Linked DNA regions of Mus musculus: region 2 is linked to region 1. Evidence: chromatin loops called from intact Hi-C (ENCODE). Cell type or tissue: left cerebral cortex. All regions are shown on one strand. Region 1 holds the start of Wsb2 (WD repeat and SOCS box-containing 2). Region 2 holds the start of Ksr2 (kinase suppressor of ras 2).

Region 1 (5,000 bases):
GGCTCCTGCCAGAGATGTGCAAACACATGTCTGCATGAGCATTACTTTGTGGATATGAACATGTTCTGGCCTCGTGTCAACATGATAAGGCTGGGAAAACTGTGTCCCTCTGGCACACTTGCACCTGACTCACTTCCTCCCACACACACATTGCCCTCTCCTCTGATAACAATGGCATGGCACGGATGACGCTCTACACAAAATAAAAGGCTCAGCCCTTGTTTCTTTCTCTGCCCAGACCAAATTCACAGTCAAGTCCCATCAAGTCTGTCTCCGAAAGCCTCCGCTAACCTTCCTTTCCAGCCCCGTGGCTACTTCTTGAATCTCTCCAGCAGCACCTGTTGCCGGGCCTACCAGGCAATCTTCTCACTGCTCTCTGGGGCCTGCTCTGACTCCTCTCATCTGTTCTTACTTCTTAGCTTGCAGTCTCTCTTACCCAGTTCCTACCCTCAGCTCCAGCACGATCAGGCCCCTTTGACTAAGCTCAGTTAGTTCCAACCTCTGGACTTTGCACCAGCTCTCCAAGGCTGCACCTTATCTTCATTGTGTCTGCCTCAAAGGACTCCTCCCTCCAGGCAGTAATCAAGGGCCTTCACAACTCCTCATTAATTCCTTTCTAGAACTCCTGACTACTGAGGTCATTACCACTCCCCCACCCCCACCCCCCCCTCCGGCCTCACCCCCGGCCCCGCCCCAGGCACTAGGAGGTCTGCTCACAGCAGCAAATCTTGTCTGTTTGTTCCCAAAGCAAGCGGTCAGGCTACCAAGAGATACTCGTGACAGACATGCAATACCTCTTAAATACACAGGAAGTGGAGCCCATTGGACTACCAAGATGCATGTGGCATCCACTGTTCATTTGGAATTCTCAAACCCTAGCCCTGCCCAGAATTCACACTCTATTTCTGGGGTCTGGGGGGTTTCATCTTTTGCTATTTCAGGTCAGGAATCTAGATTCTAAAAGAAGACACCAGTCTCCTGGAGTCTGGGCCCAAACTAAACTTGGCAACTGGAAAACAAAACTGTAATTCGTACAGCACTTCCAAACAAACCAAGCAGAACTGGGAGGATCCAGCTTCATCTGAGACAGTACCTGCATGGCCCGCCGCGGCTGGGTCAGGACTTTGGTAAATTAATACGCCCCGCATACTTTCTGGACACCACGTGACGTACGGATAAGTGGGAAAGCCAACATACAGGGAGAGGAGGGCTCAATTAAGCTAATGAGCGTACGCACCCCTTCACATTCTCCGCATTTTTCTCGGGGAGGACTCTCTTAAAAACCTGTCAGCAGTTTCCAAGTACCTAACTGTTATTAACTGTAGTCACTGTCCTAGCTAAAGGAGATTCTGTAACCTTTGACCGACATTTCCCTAACCCTTCCAGGTTTCCCAACTAAACAAGGGATGTGTACAACAGGCAGAACGGGAGGAGGATTATCAAAGCCTCTTCCACACAAGGAAAGCCCCTTTAACAGAGGTGGAGGCAGGAGCATGGCTGGCAGCAAGCTTGGTAATCCTTCCTCCTGCCGAGGGATCTTTGCATTGCTAGGCTGAGCTGTCAGCTTGGAGAGATTTGTTTGGATGGTTGGTTGGTTTTGGTGGCTGGAGAGACTGCCCAGCCGTGGGTGCTGGGAACCAAACTCTCATATTTTTTGGCTGTGAGCCTAGCTTTTAATGGCTGAACTCTGGTCTCTCCAGGCCAGCTTGGAGAGTTTTGACTGGCTGCTCCATCATAATAATCAGCGCTCTGTGTCCATGTCACCTTCTTGGTGACATTGCTAACTCAGCAGGGTGACTAAGTCGCTGTCCTTTAGCTTTAGTCATTTAGCTTTCTTTACACTAGGGAATTCTGGGTTGAGTTTGTGGTTAGCATGCATCTGGGGTCTATTTCCTCCTCAAACCACCTTGCCTGTCTGTCACTAGTCACCAGCCATAAGCAGTTACTGAACCCCTGAACTGTGGAAGTCTATTAAGACTATAATACGGGGCTGGAGAGATGGCTCAGTGGTTAAGAGCACTGACTGCTCTTCCGGAGGTCCTGAGTTCAATTCCCAGCACCCACCCACATGGTGGCTCACAACCATCTGTAATGGGATTGGATGTCCTCTTCTGGTGTGTCTGAAGACAGCTAGAGTGTACTCACATGCATGAAATAAACAAATCAATCTTTAAGAATATAATACATGGAACTGGAGAGATGGCTCAGCAGTTAAAAGCACTCGTTACTCTAGCAGAGGAACCTGCGCTGGATTTCCAGTACCCAAATGGTAGCTCACAATTGTCTGTAACTCCTGTTTCGAGGGATCTGATGCCTTCTTCTGGCCTCTGCAGGCACCAGGTGCATGCATTGTGCAGACATCCATGCAGGCAAAACACACACATAAAATATAAAAAAGTAAATCTAAGAATAGTTTTTAAAAATTATAAAGCACACACCACACTGTAAAGCCTTAGCGGTAACGATGGCTCAGCTGTTACAGCTGCATAGGAGCCGCTTTGCTGTTCCATCCCCAGAACCACCTGGAGGCTCACAACTCTTTGTAACTTGGTACAAAGGCTCCGACGCCCTCTTCTGGCCCCCTCAGGCACTGCACGCAGCACGTGGTGCAGACAAACTGGCAGTTAAAACGCCCACACAGAAAAATTCTTCCGTCTCCAAAACATTCCTATAATTTTTGTTTCATGGCATAAATTAAACTTGAAATATTTTAGATACGTTATCCTTTTTAATTTCAACTGTTGCCTTTTTTTAATGTGTCTACGTTTAAATTACATATTGCTATTATATTACTCTGGGCCAGCAAGGACCCAGAGGGTGCCCGGCACATACCAGATAATAAATATTTGTTGAATGAATAAATTAATTGTAACCACCGTTCTACTGTTTTCTACTGTAATCCTTTTACAATAGACATTATTCAGTTTGAAAAGAGAGTAAAACTCTGGCCTAGTGTCTGGCCTTTTTAACAGTAGCTTGGTAGCTCCCAACAGCTCTGCCCACCGCCTACCACACAGACGTCAATCACTAGGGAAAAACTCTGCACTGGAAAAGATTCCGGTTTAAAAAAAAAGTGTGTGTGTGGGGGGGGGGAGGTGGTCTGGTCACAGATTGCTTTGAGATACAACTTTGAGGCATCAATGGAAACGAAAACGGAAGCTATAAAAAGAGTCACAGAAGAAAACAGTAGGGGCCATTTAAACAGAATTCTATAGGGAAGATACTGAAAGGTTTTAATCTAGATGGAAACCCGGGAGAGGAGCTGCCGCGACACCTTTCCCTGAAAGCCTGGCTCCTGCAAACAAAGAAATGTCATTTCCTAAATGCAAAGGGGACACCACCCCAGGGAACACCTGCCTTTCCAACAACCCCATCCGGCCCTGCCAGCCCTCTGGTGCATCCGAGTCCTCCAGACCTGGGTGAAGCTTCAACTTCACCGGAACAAGTCTGAGCCCTAGGCCTTGACTCTTAAAATCCCCCTACGGAATCTGTCTTTCAGCTCCGGTATTTGGGGACCCTGGAGTGTGGCGACAGCCCCCTCCCCCAGGTCCCCAACCCACGCTACTATTCCGTGATCAGGACGCTGGGACAAGAGCCCTCCAGGGAGAAGCCCCGAGGGGCTGCAGGTCTAGCCATCCCTAGCATCTCTGCGCTTTTCCAGGCGGCCAGCAAGTTCATCCCGTGCTCTCACTTTGAGCTTTCGTGGTGACAGCTGTGGACCTCACCCACTAGGGTGTCGGGACCTACGTGTCACCCCGGGGCAGTGTCCGGGGCCCCACCCCGTTCCCAGGCACCCACCCAGCGGCCGCAGCTACTACCGAGCCGCGATGGGCGCTGAGGCCAGAAGCCCGGCCATGGCGCAGGCGACCCGGGGACTCTGGAGCCATCCCAGTCCAGTGGGCTCGCTCAGGGACGGCGGCCGGTCCCCGCGGTGGCAGGAGGCCGGCTGCCGCAGCTGACAGCGAAAGTGAAACAAAGCTGCCCTCCCCGCCTCGGTCGCCGCCCCGCCGCGGCCGCACTCACCTCCGGCCTCCATGAGGACGCGCGGCCCGCCCCAGGCGGCGGGCGCCTCAGCCCCCAGGGCCGTGGGCCTTCATTCCGCGCCCGCCCCGCCGCGGCCGCGCCCGCCGCCGCCACCACCGCCGCCAATGCCGCCGCCGCTGCCGCCCGCAGAGGCCATCAGCTGCTTCCCGTCACATGGCGGCCGGCGGGGGCGGGGCCGGGGCCGGGGCGGAGAGCTCGCAGGGGAAACGCTGGGGATGCGGGGGCGGAGGCGGAGTGGGCGGCGGGCGCGGGACGCGGAGCTTCGAGGGGGACGCCGAGCTGTGGGGACGGAGGCGGGAGGCGGGGGGCGGGGAGCGGGGGGGGGGAGGGAACGCCGGACTAAAGGGACGCGGAGCCCGGAGGAAGCGGGGCTAAGGGGACCCGAGGTGGGGGGGAACACTGGGCAGAGCAGACAGAGAAGGGGGCAGGGGAGCCCCGGGCAGGATGGGGTTGGGGGTCTCCGAGAGCATCCAAAGTGGAAACCTAAAATTGGAGCGAGTAGAGATGGGGGTGGGGCGGGCAAGGGCTGGGGGTGTCGTGGAGAAACCTAAGGGACTGCTCGCTCGCTCGAGGCTCAGGGAAGCTGCCCGGGTCATGATGCTGGCTGGGGGGCAGGGAACTGGGGATCCCAGCGGGAGCTGAAATGCTGGCCTTGACAACGGCCCCAGCGGGAGGGATGCTGGGAAAGCCAAGGGGGAGGAACTAAGGGGAGAGGAGGTCAAGGTTAACCCCCACACACCCCGAGATTTCCCTCTTCGTGTCCTCAGATGCTAGTGCCTCGGGTCCTGGTCCTGTTTGTGTCGGGTGGATTTAACTTGGAGCCAGGGTAGGAGAAAAGGGGTTTTAAGTAGTTCCTGTAGTTGTTCCTTGGCTTTGGACTTTCTCATGGGCTCTGTAATCCCCTGGTAGTGTCCTGTCACCACCCCACCCACCACCCACACTCAAGGTCGCTCCAG
Region 2 (5,000 bases), 57 kb before region 1:
ATATAGATAGCTAGAAAGAGAGAGAGAGAGAGAGATACAGAGATACAGAGAAGTAGCTGGAACGCTAATGAAACATTTATGCCCTAATGGATTCAGGGTTCTGTTGTTGATTTTTGTTGTTGTTCCTGGTAGGTTTTGTTTTTGTCTTTTTCAGAATTTGGGGGCTAAACATGCTATATTAGGCAAGACCTCCACCACTGAGCTACAATACAGTTCTCTTTTCCTTTTTAATTTGCGGCACAATGTTACCATGTGGCCCACGCTGGCCTTGGATGTTCCCTCCTCCCCATTCCAGCATCCCAAGTGCTAAGATTACAGGTGTGCACTGCCACACCCAGCTTCGATTAGTAATTCACAAAGTGTCCCTAATCAGAAACACAAGGTCTGGGGCTTGAGGATACAGTCAGTGGTAGAACCCTCATCTAGCATTCACAAAGTCCTGGGTTCAATTCCCAGCACCGCCAAAGAAAAACTACGCACAGAAGTACACCATCTGCATACTAAATGCAGAATCCTGGACCCTCTCTCCAGTTTCAGCTAAATTCGAATGTGGCCATCAGATGCTGGGAACCCACATTTTAGTCAGCACCACCATGAGGCTTCAGGCTATCAGATAGCTGGGAGGGTCAAAAGCTTGGTGACTGCAAACATGAAGTCTGGCCCAACCATACCTTCTCCAGGGCTCCTCTCCTCTACCCTGGTCCTGGGGAGCTAGGCAGTTGAAACTGTCATGCTTGCTCCAGAAGCGTCACTGGGCATTGTGGACCAAGTGTTGGTGTGTCCTGTGGTACCCTCAAGACTGTGAGATCCAGAAAAAAAAATGTGCTTCCTGTTGTGTGGGCTACTAGGTCAATTTGACAGAAGCTTGAGTAATCTGAAAAGAAGGAACCTCAGTTGAGCAACTGCCTCCATGAGATCCAACTGTGAGGCATTTTCTTAATTGGTGATCAATCGGGGGTGGGGGAGACTCAGCCCATTGTGGGTGCTGCCATCTCTGTGCTGGTGGGCCTGGGTTCTATAAGAAAGCAGAATGAGGGGCTGGAGAGATGGCTCCGCGGTTAAGAGCACTGACTGCTCTTCCAGAGGTCTAAATAAATAGTTCTTTTAAAAAGAAGAAGAAGAGGAAGAAGAAGGAGGAGGAGGAGGGGGGAGGAGGAGGAGGAGAAAGAAAAAAGAAAGCAGACTAAACAAGCCATGAGGAGCAAGCCAGCAAGCAGCACCTCCCATAGCCTCTGCGTCAGCTCCTGCCTCCAGGTTCCTGCCCTGTGTGAGTTCCTGTCCTGACTTCCTCCTTTGATATATTTCTATGGAAGTATAAGTCAACTAGACCCTTTCCTCCCCCACTTGCCTTGGTCACGGTGTCTCAATTGCAGCAATAGGAACCCTAACTACGATAACCTATGACTCGAACTTCCCAACCAGCACATCAGCCCTTTGTCCCCTAATTTCAAATACAAGACATCTTGCAGAGATATCACTGAACCAGGTGCCCGTTGTTTGTGTATGTGTCTGCAGAAGTGCCGGGGATTGAACCCAGGTCACTACAAAAGTCAAGTGTTCCACCACTGGGCTCCATCCCCAGCCACAGAGTGCCTGGCTCTGTTAATCACTGCTCTCCAGGGAGTCAGCGAACAGAGGACAGAACACCATAGCAAGAAACAGAAGGAAACTCTGAGCAACTTAGACTGTAATCGTCCGCCTAGACTGGGGTTTGCTGATGACAGGAGAAGAGACATGGTGGAGGTGGTGGCCCTCAGGGGCCTGTATGAGCTTTCCCATGTATAGTTCTGAATCCAAATCTGTCCTGGGCCCCTGTGCAGAAATAAGGACTAGGCTAACAACAGCCCACACCTTTTCATCCAGCAGCAATCGTTAGTCAACCCCCCCTCTCTCTCTCCTTTGAGAAAGGCAATGCCTGGGCCTCCCAACACCCTTCCCACATTCACATTTATCTTATTTCATCCCTGGGCTCATGTTCCCGCTTGACAGGTGAGCATAGATACATAGCCAAGGGCAGCAAGCGCCGTATTTAAACACACATACATACACACACACACACACACACACATACAAACTCCTCTTTCCAAACCATAGTCTCCTGCACCAATACAGACATCAGGTCAAACTTAAAACCATGGAGGAGAAACAAAAGGCCTGACAAATGAGTCCAAGAGGTGCATTCATACAGATGACCCCATCAGCCAGGACTGATGAAACACTTCAGGCTTCCGGAACTCACAAACCAAGCCAGAGGCCAACCGAAGCAGCCAGCTCCGGGATACATGGCCATACCAATGGGAAGCCTCCTTTGCTCTGGGCTCCACAGCCACCACTCTCTGGCAGATGCCAGCTAGTGGGAATTCCCAAATTAAATCATGCAATGTGGACAGCTGGGCCTTCGAGGGAAGGAGGTTGAAGGGGCTGCTTGAATCCCTCTGACATTTTGAACAAGGTAGGTTGCTGGAGGATTTCGGTACACCAGGTCTTTCACAAAACCCTGAAAGCATCCCCTAGAGGGGAAAATGGCCTTTGAAGGAAAACAGTTCCTTCCATTTCTTGGTGGTAACTTTGTAGCCATCCCTACCACCCTCTCTTAGCAAACTGCTCCCAACTCCCCTCAAGTTCTGCTGGAGAGAAGATGCTACAAATGAGCCAAACGAAACTCCCGTCTCCTGGACCCCTATCCTCCAAGTCTCACCAAGGCAGCCCAAGAGCATTTTCCCCACGCCACCTAGTGCAAGAACCACTCCAGGCAATCGTAACATTTACACATTTTGGGCCTGCAAAGACCCCACACATACACATACACACACACACACACACACACACACACATCAAACGATTGTTTTAGAAATGGGGATTTTTTTTTTTCTCACGCATCTGGTTTTCTAAGGCGTAGATTGGGGGAAGGGGGGGGTGAGACACAGAGCAAAAGGTTGAATTCATTTAAGCAGCCCCATCTAACCAGGCAAAACCACCTTTGACCACCTGCAGAACGCACAAGGTCACGTGGGTTCCCTGCAGCTCCTTAACATAGCACCCAGCACTCAAGCCCCCGTAAACAAATCTGAGAGAGAGAATGAGAATAATAATATAATAATAATAAATAATAACAACAATAATAACTCCCTCTTCCCACAAGAAAAGAATAATCATGGCAACAGCTACAACCCATAATAATAAATACGGAACAGCAATTATTACTGCTACCACCACCACCCGGCCGAGCACAGACAACAGCCGCACTGGGAAGGGAAGGGAGGGACAGCCGCGCTGGCTTTGCCAGGTGATAAATCATAGCGCATCATTCGTGCCCACCTGCTTTAGCCCCCCCCCCCCTTCCCAGGCCCTCCGTCAACACACAGAATCCCAAAGGGAAAGGGGACAGACTGGAGAAGGGGAAGGAATGGAAGGATTGCCCCCCACCCCCACCCCAGGCAACACCTACCTCCAGGGTCCTGATCTCCTTCTGCGTGAGGTCGTTGGAAGCTGCACACTTGGTCCTAAGCCCTTCCAGATTGGAGATGCTCAGGTCGATCATGTTCTGAACCAACTCGCACTGCTGCAAGGCTTTTTGCAAACTCAGAGGTTGCTGCTCTTCGCTTTTCGTCATGTTTTCCTCATCCATCGCTTGCTCTGCAACCCCCCCTTCCCCTCCTCCTCCTCCACCTCCTCCCAGAAAGAAAAAAAGGGGGAGGGAAGGAGTAGAGGTAGAGGGAGTCCACCCCCACCCCCCCTACGCCTCCCCAACCTCTGCGACTTCTCAGCGGTGTCTCCTGAAGAAACCCAACATCTCACACAAGCTTGAGGGGAGTGGGGGGTGGAGGAGGGGACAAGAGCCAAAATTTATTATTATTTGGGGCGGGGGAGAGTATCAGGCAGTCTGCATTAGAATGTCCCTTGTCTCCTCTCTCCTCTCTCTTTCTCTGTGTCTCTGGTCCCTAAAAAGGGAGAGATGCCCGTTTGTCAGAAGCCAACCAGGTGGTAGGGTGCAGTCTGTACACTTAGAGAGGAGGAGGAGAAAGAGGAGGAGAAAGAGGAGGAGGAGGAGGAGGAAGGGGAGGAGGAGAAGTGGAAGGAGGAGGCAGAGGGAAATAGAGCTCACGCTTCGCACACCGGCTCCGTGAAGGGCGGAATTATATGTATATAAATCTATTTGGCCGGGCTGGCTTTTATGTCAAAAAGGAGCGCGCCTGCCCCCCTCCTGGTCGCGGTGACACGGCATGGTCCGCGGGTCCCCGCGCTCAGCGCGCTCTCGGGATGCTGTGCGCACGGCTGGCGCGGCTGCGGCGCCCACTGCGGCTGGCTGCGGTCTGCTCCCCGCGACAACGCTGCTGCTGCTGCTCCTGCTGCTGCTGTTGCCACTGTCGCCGTTGCTGCTGTTGCCGCCGCCGGGCTCCAGGGGGGACGGCTGCTGAAATCGCTCCTGCCTCGCTCCACACCGACATCTTGCCTGTCAATCACTGGGCGGGGTGGGGAGCGGAGCGGAGCGAGGGATGCAGCGCCGAGAGGCGCCGTGCGCGCAGCCGGTCCCCGGGTCCCCGCACTCTGGGCGCGCCTGGGACCCGCTGGCGGCAGGCGGCGCGTGCACCTGCCCGCCGGGCCACCCTCCAGCCGGGGAGGCGGGGTCCCTTGGGACTGAGGGGCTTGCGTGCGGAGCGCAGCCGCTACGATGCCGTGGGGGTGAAGAGGGGGGCCGGGCTGGTCCCCAAGGTGGCGGGGAGGCCCGGCCCGGGGGCGGGGAGAGGTACTCGGTGGCCTGGGTGGGGGTGGGGGCCACTACGCCAGCCCGGATCTCGCGAGACGAGGCCGGAGCGCGGCTCAGCAGGTGCGCGGGGACCCGGGAGCAGGTGCGCGCCCAGCTCACAGGGTTCTGTGCAGCTCTCCTGGCTTGGCTGGTGGCTTCTTGTGGCTTTGGTGGGCTGGAGGGTGCGGGAAAACAACCTTGATGGCTTTCCCAGAGTTGGGACGAGTGGGAGGAGACAATTAGTTAGGCCTGA

The links. Peaks named below come from ENCODE experiments on the same cell type or tissue, not always from the same donor. Only the 100,000 strongest peaks of a DNase experiment are listed, where the experiment ranks them.
Region 2: it touches region 1 in a loop (7-fold over the local background); 5 of 42 quality-filtered maps call a loop at or near these places.

Annotation. Positions count from the first base shown.
Region 1 is chr5:117,356,497-117,361,496 of GRCm38, reverse strand. Wsb2 (WD repeat and SOCS box-containing 2) reads right to left here and starts at 4,192. Exons shown (of 9, transcript NM_021539.5): 1 at 4,024-4,192. The coding sequence starts at 4,036. Gm42012 (a long non-coding RNA gene) reads left to right here and starts at 4,637. Exons shown (of 2, transcript XR_878716.2): 1 at 4,637-4,870. In left cerebral cortex, a CTCF peak has its summit at 2,581 (motif pointing left); DNase peaks (open chromatin) are centred at 3,052, 3,384, 4,203, 4,721 and 2 more places; H3K4me3 peaks cover 2,773 bases; H3K27ac peaks cover 2,995 bases.
Region 2 is chr5:117,413,457-117,418,456 of GRCm38, reverse strand. Ksr2 (kinase suppressor of ras 2) reads right to left here and starts at 4,455. Exons shown (of 20, transcript NM_001312914.1): 1 at 3,449-4,455. The coding sequence starts at 3,628. In left cerebral cortex, CTCF peaks have their summits at 2,700 and 4,387; DNase peaks (open chromatin) are centred at 2,650, 3,660, 4,320, 4,781 and 1 more place; H3K4me3 peaks cover 3,312 bases; H3K27ac peaks cover 2,499 bases.